Linked DNA regions of Mus musculus: all the other regions are linked to region 1. Evidence: chromatin contacts called from ENCODE Hi-C or POLR2A ChIA-PET data. All regions are on one chromosome and are shown on one strand. The core of a region is the stretch at or near the end of the contact, and the rest is flanking DNA. Distances in the headings are between cores, read along the strand shown. Region 1 holds the start of Rpl27a (ribosomal protein L27A). Region 2 holds the start of Eif3f (eukaryotic translation initiation factor 3, subunit F). Region 3 holds the start of Zfp143 (zinc finger protein 143).

Region 1 (3,551 bases), core at 737-3,236:
CACTTAATGTTACCCTCTATTCCCAAGGCTCTTCCTAGCTAGCTTTCCTCCATTGATAGATCACGTCCCTAATGGTAATTTCTAAGTAATTTGGCTCATTCCTTGAACATATGGGACAGCAGCAGATCTCTTCTTAAATTTTGATCCCAACTCTCAAACCTCTCTTTCTGCTAGACTTAGGCAGTATATGATTAATGCCTGTGAGATGAAGGAGAGATGAAGATCAGAGTATTGTGAGGTCAAAAGGGAGTGGTCACTGAGACTAAAAACGGGGAATCTGGAGAGGGAAGGGGAAGGCTAGGTCCAGGCTCTGTACCCTACCAACTTTATAACCTAGGACAAGTCACCCAGTTCTGTGTCTTTTGTCTCATGAAAAAATGAAGCTAGATTTTGTAAAGTTCAAGGCGCTCTGAGGATGTTGGGGGTCTTACCATTGTGGCCTGGAGTGCTATTGGAAGTAGTAGAATACTAAGGTAGTTCCTCTATTCTTTAGAGTTCAGAAAGAGTTGGTCATGAGGGTACATGCTTAAAATCTCAGAACATGGGAAGCTAAGACTGGAGGATCAAAAGGTTAAGGTTAGGGAAATCAAGAGTGGTACTGGGATACTAGCAGTGAAGGCATGGGTAGTTCTAATATTTGTCCTTATAACAGAAAATGGTAGTCCTCAGCCCTCAAAGAAAGCTCTCTTTGCAACAGGCAGAAAGAAACTGATATAGAAAGCTATAACCAATCAAAATGCAGAGGTGTGAAGTCCAGTCCCACTGGATAAATCTGTAAAACAACCCCTCCACCTAAGGCGAGGGAAAGACTGTAAGAGCCAGAGATCAGAGGCTTTACTGTGAAATTGTGTGTCCTAGGAGTGTAAGAAGCCACACCCATAGTATCACCAACAGGACTGCCTGAATAGGAGCTGAACAAGGACAGCCATAGATATGCTATTACAGCCCACACGAGAAAGTTCGAGACCATCATGCCTAGCCAATCGATTAGGAGTGTAACTCCAGCAGTCAGGAGGTACAAGGCCAGCCTTGGCTTCAGAGTAAGACCCTGTCTCAAAACAAATACAAGATCTTGAGGAAATGGTGTGGCTAAAGTCAAACTGCCCAGATTGTAATGGACTAAACACCGAGCAAGAAGCTAGCAGACAGACAGGATTTGCCCACTCTGCTTTCTGAGAGTTTTGACTAGAATATTCTTTAGTTTAACGGATCAAGTAAGAAACAATAAAACAGATTAAGGGGTTAGAATCTTGTGCACAAGTGTACCACTTTTGTTAGCAAGCAGGCTACACGCCAGGAACTCATGGATTTAAAAGGAAAACAAGCAAAATTGCCCAGTCCTGAACCCTTAGAGAATCTGGGCTCTATCGGGAAGAAAAATGTAACTTGGCAATTAGAAGTTACAAGTGTGATAGTTCGAGTAAACAAGTAACAAAACAGGTCCAAGAAGGTCGACACGGAAAATACTTGTATGAGGAGCACGCTGGGCTGGGAACCTCGGGTCCAGGGGAGTAAAAGCATACCAGCCAGAGTCTGGAGAAAATTCAAATGTGATGTTTATACAAAATAGTTACAGAATCTAGATCCCTGAAGCACAGAAGGCTGTTCAAATTTGGCAGGACATGAAGAGAGGACCAGAGCAAAAGAGAAGGGCAGTGTCCCTTTAAGGGACGTCAGAGGCCCTGCGGAAGTCTTGCCGATGCTCTGAGCCACCGCCATTGCTGCCCGGAGACAAAAACCAACCGCACCAGAAAAGAACAGTGCACTCCGACGATGACCGGCCGCAGCGGCGCTCGACTAGGGAGGAGCTACCGGGGCTTCCGGGGGCGGGCGCCACCGGTTCACCCCGCCCATCCACACGGAAAGGAAGAGGCGGGCGCCGGGAGCCGTGACGTCAGGAGCCCTTCCCGAAGCCGGCCTCCTGGCCGGAAATGAAGCATTGGTCCCGCCCCCGCGCCTGCTACCTCGCGAGACTTCGTGAGCTCCTCCCTTTTCCCTTTCTGCCACCGCCATGGTAGGTCTTCTCTTGGCCTCCGCTCCATCGCGGAGGGTCGGGGCTCTGCTTCCCAGCCTTTCAGCTGCTTGCTATGGTCCTAGTGGGTCTCCATGGCTGGGCGTAGCCTGCGGGGCGGGATGACCCACTCGGGTGTGGGGCGAGGAACGTGGGGCCGCGTGTTCCGACCAGAGCTGGGATCGCGTGGACGTGCGGGCCCGGGCGGCTGAGCACGCTCTGAGTCCCGGCCTCGGCTTAGCCGGTGCTCCAGAAGGCAAGTCCTCGTGTGCAGGCCTGATCCGGGCAGGCAGGCATTGCTGCCCTCTCCCCGGTCTCCCCATCCTCTAAGCAGGCCTAACCACTTTGCTGTTTTTCCCACGCAGCCATCCAGACTGAGGAAGACCCGGAAACTCCGGGGCCACGTGAGCCACGGCCACGGCCGCATCGGTAAGTGTGCGCCTCCTCGGCGTTTGGCCTTTGGAGTTTTGTTGGAAAGTAGACATCCGTGGGTGGAAGGAAACACTTGCAGTTCCCCTACTTTATGTTGGTAGCGGGGTGAGAGTTAAACACATGCCGCTGGGATGTGAAATGCCGTAAATGTTCCTTCTATCCCCGAGTCTTGATAAATCGGGCTTAGAAACGGATGGTAAACTGAGAGCAGGAATAAGGGCATGTGAGCAGCTATAAGTCACACAAGTTGCTTTGTGTGCCGACAGGTAAGCACCGCAAGCACCCAGGCGGCCGCGGGAATGCTGGAGGCATGCACCACCACAGGATCAACTTTGACAAATAGTGAGTGTTTTGGAAGTGGGGGCTGAAGGGGTGAGTTAGGACGGTGTCTCCCTGGAAACGGGCTTCTTACCATTTGGTATGGCTAGCTTTAGCAAGTAAACGCTGCACTTGAACTGAGGGGACCTGTCCGAGGCTAGAGTCACGCTCAGGTATTGCTTGTTGCCTTAGTGTGCTTAAGTCCTCGAAGAATAACTGCTGACCTTATTCACTGGCTGTGTGGACTTTCTGGCACAGTCAGTCACCAGGTTAGTGACATATGTCAAGTTAACCCATTCAAAGTTACGTTGCACCCTATTTAGGGAATCCTTTAAGGAGTGGGGGTGCTACTGAGTGACCTGACTTTTAGTTCAAAAATTGTATCTGGTGCCTGCTGTGTCAATGTTTACAGTAGTGAACACTTACACTCACTAGGAGACAACTACAAAGATAAGTTTTCTCAGTGAGGCTCTGAAGATGGTTGCCTTCCCTCCCCAGTCACCCAGGTTACTTTGGGAAAGTTGGTATGCGGCATTACCACTTGAAGAGGAACCAGAGCTTCTGCCCAACAGTCAACCTGGATAAACTGTGGACATTGGTCAGCGAGCAGACACGGGTCAATGCGGCAAAAAACAAGACTGGAGTTGCTCCCATCATTGATGTTGTTCGATCAGTGAGTGAACTGACTTGCCATTCGTTTTAAAAGATTTTATGTATATGAGAACACTCTTCAGAGAAAAACAACAGAAAAGGGCATCGGATCCCATTATGTATGGATGGTTGTGAGCTA
Region 2 (3,551 bases), core at 332-2,831, 580 kb before region 1:
TCTCTGTGTGTGTGTGTGTGTGTGTGTGTGTGTGTGTGTGTGTGTGTGTTTCTCTCTCACTGAACTATCTTTCTACTGCCCAAATTTTTTTATAGCATAGGAGTCTTTTTAAAAAGATTTATCTGCCGGGCATGGTGGCGCACGCCTTTAATCCCAGCACTCGGGAGGCAGAGGCAGGCGGATTTCTGAGTTCGAGGCCAGCCTGGTCTACAAAGTGAGTTCCAGGACAGCCAGGGCTATACAGAGAAACCCTGTCTCAAAAAACCAAAAAATAAAAATAAAAAATGAAAATATTTATTTATCTATTACACACACACACACACTGTCCCTATCTTCAGACACACCAGAAGGAGGCATCAGATCCTATTACAAATGATTGTAAGCCACTGTGTAGTTGCTGGGAATTGAACTTAGGACCTTTGGAAGAGGTTATTGCAGAGAATCTGCGTTGAGGTTCTAGCAAGGGGAAGGGGTTGGTTGGTGGCTTACAGCTACTCACAACTCTAGTTGTGTTCCTAACCGCTGAGCCATCTCTCCAGTACCAGCATAGGAGTCTTCATAATTAGCTCCTGGCCCTGCTTAGAGATCTATCCTTTCTTTTGATAATGCCATTTAACCACCAAATTCTTTCTTTAAATGTACTAGTCTTGCTCTCATTCACCTTAAGCCCTCTACATGAACTGTTCACTCCACCAGAAGAGCTCTCCCTACAAAACCCCAAATAATAGTTGGCTGCCTGAATTCTTCAAGTTTCCACTCCAACTTGATACCCTCATTGTATCCTACTCTAACCCTTCATAATCTTTCATGCTCTCATAACCTCCACTGATCATTTCTTTCTCATAGCACAGTCAAATAGTAATAATAATTTACTGTGTATCGAAGCACTTTCTAACCTAATGTAGGATTTAGTCCTTTTCTCTCCCCCAAAGAGAATGCAACCCTTTGCTATTTAGTTCACTTATATACCCTAGCATATAAGAGAGAGTCTGGTGCATATTAAGCATTTAAATTGTTGAATGAATATGCCTCCCTAATGATGCCTTATGAAGCCATCACAAATAAAGCACTATTGGTCAGGCATGATGATTCCTGCCTATAGTCCTAGCATTCGGGAAGCAGAGGCAGGAAAGTTGAGGTAAGTTCCAGGCCAACCTAACCTATATGGCTAGGCGTGGAATGCAAAGTAGATCCTGAGTCCAAATTTTAATTCATTGATTAATAAGTTAAATGGATGTAACAGTGAATCCCCTGTAAGACTGATATTTAATATCCATTTAAGTCTTAAACAATTGCGACCTTTACACTACTCTGTGCCGCCACCTGGTGGCAACTGTGTAGATTGCTAGTTGCTTCCTCCCCATTCCCACCCCAGGAAGTCCTAAAGTTACTAGGAACTACTCTGGACTCCTACACACTGAGTGCGCATCGGACAGAAATTAAAGCGCACACCGCGCACTAAAACTTACAACTAGCCGGAAATTTCATGTCCAATAGTCATCAAGATATGATTCACGTGGTATAAATTTAGCCAATCAAATTTCTAATTCCTCCAACTCACGCTCTTCTGTTCTAGGCTCTCTCTCTTTCTCGGCAAGATGGCTTCTCCGGCCGTACCGGCTAATGTCCCTCCTGCCACTGCAGCCGCAGCCCCGGCGCCGGTCGTCACCGCAGCCCCGGCTTCAGCCCCGACCCCATCCACGCCAGCTCCGACACCGGCTGCGACTCCCGCTGCGTCCCCGGCGCCCGTCTCGTCTGATCCTGCTGTAGCTGCGCCTGCAGCCCCGGGCCAGACCCCAGCCTCCGCGCCAGCCCCAGCGCAGACGCCGGCGCCTTCGCAGCCCGGGCCCGCCCTCCCGGGGCCTTTCCCGGGCGGCCGCGTGGTCAGGCTACACCCCGTCATTTTGGCCTCGATCGTGGACAGCTACGAACGCCGCAACGAGGGAGCTGCCCGAGTTATTGGAACCCTGTTGGGTGAGTTCTGGGGAAATTAATGTTTTCTTCCTGTGCATCTTACTATTCCTCTCGTTCCATCGCCCCTGAACTCTTAGCCTGTTTCTCTTTTTGCACCTTCCTACTGTGGCTTGCCTTCCCGAGTGATCTGAATTCAGCCGAATTGCCGTTAAGCCACAGAAATGTGCAAGGAGTAGGTATAAGCTATTGCGTAGTTTGTGATACTTGATCTACATGTTATTTTATACTCCCAACAACGTGGTACTGAGAGGGCATGCTGCCAAAAATGAAAGCTCAAATGACAGCAAGTTCAAAGCCCTTGACCCGTTAAACAGAGTACCCACATGCCCTCTCTTATGCAGTGACCTACCACCACCCCAGCACAAACAGAAAGTGCCCACCACCCATGTTAGGGAAGAGGATGTGTCAGAAGCTTCCTCCAACTCAAATAAACCAGGTATATTTGTAACATATTCTGGATATATAATATCTAGCTTTCCTAAACTTTTCAGACAGGCACGTGTCCCAAGGTTTTCCTACATACTGGTTCATAAACCCTAGATATGCTCAGCTCCAAGTTCTACCCCCACCCCCAACCCCCACCTCACTCCTCTGATTTTTCATTTGGACACAGACTGTTGTTGTATTATGTGTCCGTCGCTAACCTTCAAGATGAAGAGAAGCCAACTATCTGAAGAGGTTGGCATCCCAGGCTTACGGGAGGGTGGCAGGAAGTGAAGCCCTCAGTGGTTTGGTCACCTGCCTGTGGGGCAGGACTCACAGGGAGCTGAGAAGACTCCTCCAGGCTGGTCTCTGCAGAGGCCCATGACCAGCACTCATTCCAGAGCCGAGGCAGGGGAAACTAGAGAACATGCCTGCTTTGTGGAAAGTAGTAGACCTGAGTTGGGCCTGGACAGCAGATTGAGGGCTGAAGCAGAGCACCTGCAAAGGGGAGGCAGAGAGAGGCAGAGAGTGGACGCAAGGAAATAGAGCTCGCAGGTCAAGGCGTGACAGAACTGCAGCATGAGAGGGGTTTGGGTGAGTTCTAGAGCTGCCGTTGTGCATACAAGAAGAAAGGACAGAGTGTGGCTTGGGCTTGGTATTCCTTGTGAGGTGCCCCTGAGTGTACCAGTGGGTTGGTCAAGTAGAAAATTGAGTAAGCAGGGCTGCCAGGGCGCTTCACTGCCTGCCCGTGCTTCACTTCCCAGAGCCCACATGATGGAAGGAGAAAACCTGCAGACGGTCCTCTGACTTCCATGGGCAAGCAGTTGCACATCCATAATTAATCAGTATAAAAGAAAGGCAAATTTTAACAGTACGTGTGAAGATGCAAATGTAAAGAGGTGTGGGCAAGTATGCCCTAGCCCCCAGAAGATAAGTAACTGAAATAAAGAGGTAGATGTACTCACCTACCACAGGGATTGGTAGCTGTGTTTTTAAAAAAAGTCAGGGAATATTTTCAGCTTTGTGTGCAGTCTGTCACAGCTACTCAACTCTGCCCTTGTAGCAGGAAAAGAGCCATAAATAATGCAAAAGAGATTGGGCACATAAACATGAACTGAAGTGTTTCTGGGCCAGTACTTGACCTAGAAAAGAAG
Region 3 (3,551 bases), core at 690-3,189, 540 kb after region 1:
TCAAAAAGCCGCCACAAGCCAGTTATCCCTGTGGTAACTTTTCTGACATCTCCTGCTACATTGTTCCAACATGCCAGAGGCTGTTCACCTTGGAGACCCATATTCTAATTTTTAAGGGTCCAAGTGTTTTGTGTCCTTGAGGATTAAACCCATGAACAAGATGGTGGTGGCATTTGCACTAGGAATGTTTAACCATTGTTCATAACAATATTCATACTGGCCGGGCAGTGCTTGCGCACGCCTTTAATCCCAGCACTCAGGAGGCAGAGGTAGGCGGATTTCTGAGTTCAAGGCCAGCCTGGTCTACAGAGTGAGTTCCAGGACAGCCAGGGCTACAGAGAAACCCCATCTGGAAAAAAAAGCAAAAAATAATAATACTGTTCAGAACCAGAGATGGTGGCACATGCCTATCTATAATCCCATTACTGGCCATGTGGAGGTAGAAAGGTCCAAGAGTACCAAAACAAAGTAGTGGTGTCATGTACCTTTCTTGCCAGGGTTTGATAGGAGTTGTGGGTGGATTAGGTCAAGATCATGTCATCAATTGCCCTCTACATAGCAAATACAAGGCCAGACAGCCACACTCTCAAAAACCATAAAAGGATGTATATTCTAAGTCCTGAGATCCTTCAAATGACATTTGAGTACCGATTATGTAACTATGCCCTGGTTAGATTAATATTTTAAAATTGTGATTTATTGGGCCTTATGTGGCATAGGCTATACAGCCTACTCTTAGCACTTAGGGATATACTCTCCGGTTAAATTCATAGCCTACTGAACTATACTGCAAACTAAAGTCTCAGATGGGGTGAGGGCAAGAGAAGGTAATACTGTAGGTTCCGACTAGATTTAGTTACAAACTCAAGTTTCTCCCGGCTATTTTTCGACTTCATCAATGACATCACCTGAAATGCAAGTGACTGACGGCTAATGCTGGTCAACCTCCTCATCTTATTGGAATATACACCTGGTACTGCGGCTACTGCACTCTTATCTGAAATGCCTTGTATTGGAAATGGCTTAAGGGTTGGGCCGAGAGGATTAAAAAAAAAAAAAAACGTACCACATGCCACAACTAATGTCTCAATAGGTTAAAGAGCCCAACAGATGCTTTCTTCATCCTTCAGTTTCACAAAACAGGGAAAGCGCATGCAAAGGACCCGAGCGACCACAAGTCCACGGACACACTAAGAGCATTCGCTTTGCCTCCCAGCGGAAGCTCGGCTCCGCCGGGATCTCCGCAGAAGCAGAAAGCTCAACCTCCCATGGCATGGTCATGCCCGGAGATTGGGGAAGGGCAGGCAGGTTCCGAACCCAGTCTCCGGCATCAGCTGCGCTAGGCACAGAGACCCAAAGCGAAGGCCTCGGCCGACTCCGAGAGCCCCTAGGGAGCGCGTGGGAGGTTCGGGCCGCCCTCCTGCCTTCCTCTAACCTTCCAATGAAATAACACTCGGCAATAGAAAGGCAAGGCCCATCCGGCCTCCGATACACGCTCCGGCAGGGCCACCGGGAGCTCCATGGGTTCCACATTAGCCCTGTAGGGAAAATGGCGCCCATCACCCTATTTCCCTCCCGGGCAATCAAAAGGACGAACCTCCCTCCCTTGCTACAAAATGGCGCCTCCCGCTGGGGCCCCAGAATCGGCATAATTCACTCGTCCGTGGGGCGGAGTGGTCCGCGATGAGCAGTTTCGCCATCCAGTCAGGCACAGAAGCTTTGATTCCGTACCTGGCGCCAGCCACTCATGAGCGGGTAGGAAGGTCAGGCAACAATGACGCAGGTGAGGTGGGCGTAGTTAGTGGCGGTTTCCTGCCCGTCAGCTAAATCTAGACCAATCGAGAGCAAGAGTCTTCCAGTGAGTGACGTAAAGACAGCCCAATGGAGGGTAGGGGCGGGACTCAGAATTGCTATGCGGGTTGCGGGGCTTGGGGGCCGGGCGGCTGTTTCCTGTCCTGGTGCATGGTGGTCGGACGAAGGAATTGTTGGAAAATTTTCTCGGAGGTTCGTATATAAATGTGTTTTTACCCAGTGTGCATTATTCTCCGCCCGGCCGCCGCCCTCAGTGCGGCGGCGCGGGCCCACTCGGGCCCCGGCTCTCCCTCCAGCTGCTTATGCTGGTCCTCAGGCCTGGCCGATCCTACGGCCGCCTTCGTAGCGCAGCCCGGGCAGAATCGGAGTTTATTAATAACCCGAGGCCGCCACTCTAGGGCGGCGGAGCCTTTCCCTCTGAGGACGCCACCCCACCCCCCTTCACCCAGCGCCCCGCCTGTCCCCTTAGGGGGCCGCTGAGGGGAGGGAGAGCAGGAGGGGAGGGTGGAGCTCTCGGGAGCCGGGAGGCTCAGCTCGACCTGACCTTCGCGCGGAGCGAGTCCCTGGGCGCTCGCTCGGTGTGGAAGCCGGTCGGACTGGGCCTCCGGGCCTCGGTTCTCAGCAGGCCCCAGCAGGGGCGCGGGGCCCGCGGCTGGGGACACGCCTGCATATCGCCCCCGGGTTTCTTCCTATTCTGATCGTAGGCACATTTATTCGTTTTCACAATTTTTTTCTTCAAAAGTCTGTGAGGCCTAACATCGAATATTCAAAAATAGTCTCTTGGAATGTTTTATAATGGGACTTTCGTTCACTCATTTTTTACTTTCTCCCTTTCATTAAACGATGTTTCAATAAGTAGAAATGAATACCACTGCCCATCTGTTTGTTTAGAATCAAGTTCTGCCTTCCCTTTTGAAATATTCAAATCATCTGGCATATTCCGTTGGGAATGTGAGAAATTGCACGTTTCAGATTGTGTTCAGTTTGGTCCTAAATTTTACTAGGAAAGATGCGTTCAGCCCTATTCGGCAAAAACTTGTGTAACATTTTAACACTTTCTTCATTCTAAGTATATAGTAAATTCATTGTGAAATGTAAAGATCACAAAACAATAAGCATAAATCTTACCCTGACATTTTGAGTATTTGGAGATGAGTCAATCGACTCTACAAATACTCTTCCCCTTTGTTTATTTTGGTTTGTTTTATCTGGGCATGGTGTCTCTGTCTATAATTCCAGCAATCGGAGTCTGAGGCAAGAGGATTTCAAGACTACTCTTTATTACAGATTTACAGCTAGCTACACACTGAGTTCCTGATCTCAAGTATACTAATAACAGCTTTTTGATAGAATATACACACGTTCAAATTCACCTAAAATAGTCCAAACTAAGTCTGGTAGTTCAACTTTGAAATCTAAGCTATCAAGGCAAAAATAGGAGAAATTTCAAATTCAAGGCCTGCCTCCACTACAGATTGAGTTTATGGCCAACCTGAGTTACCTAGGAGTAAGGCCCTATCCTACGAGAAGAGCAGGTTGAGGATATAGCGAGTGGGGGAATGCTTACCTACCAGGTACAAGGCCTTAAATTCGGGCCTAAAGACTGCAAATTAACTCACCATGCTAATGTATACCTATACATACTTGGGAGTAGAGACAGGAAGATCAGTTCAGAGTCATTTTTGGCTGTGTACTTAATTGGAGGCCAGCAGTCAGTCACACTGGAGGTTGTCTCAGGA

What was found. Hi-C counts contacts between places; a loop is a spot of excess contacts on that map. ChIA-PET counts read pairs that join two places held with the same protein, here RNA polymerase II (POLR2A).
Region 2: a map of v-Abl transformed pro-B cells shows a loop between it and region 1 (5-fold over the local background). The contact joins the promoter of Eif3f here to the promoter of Rpl27a in region 1. A Hi-C loop is called at or near these places in 2 of 37 maps with a recorded cell type or tissue (both v-Abl transformed pro-B cells). POLR2A ChIA-PET finds 5 or more read pairs at or near these places in 1 of 5 experiments (embryonic stem cell).
Region 3: POLR2A ChIA-PET joins it to region 1 with 20 read pairs in embryonic stem cell. The contact joins the promoter of Zfp143 here to the promoter of Rpl27a in region 1. POLR2A ChIA-PET finds 5 or more read pairs at or near these places in 3 of 5 experiments (Patski and embryonic stem cell).

The regions. Positions count from the first base shown.
Region 1 is chr7:109,517,209-109,520,759 of GRCm38, forward strand. It overlaps Rpl27a (ribosomal protein L27A), which reads left to right and starts at 1,987. Exons shown (of 5, transcript NM_011975.3): 1 at 1,987-2,014; 2 at 2,377-2,440; 3 at 2,710-2,785; 4 at 3,260-3,434. The coding sequence starts at 2,012. It overlaps Snora3 (small nucleolar RNA, H/ACA box 3), which reads left to right and starts at 2,924; the gene lies at 2,924-3,043.
Region 2 is chr7:108,932,834-108,936,384 of GRCm38, forward strand. Eif3f (eukaryotic translation initiation factor 3, subunit F) reads left to right here and starts at 1,582. Exons shown (of 8, transcript NM_025344.2): 1 at 1,582-1,974. The coding sequence starts at 1,599.
Region 3 is chr7:110,059,772-110,063,322 of GRCm38, forward strand. Zfp143 (zinc finger protein 143) reads left to right here and starts at 1,940. Exons shown (of 16, transcript NM_001374618.1): 1 at 1,940-2,004.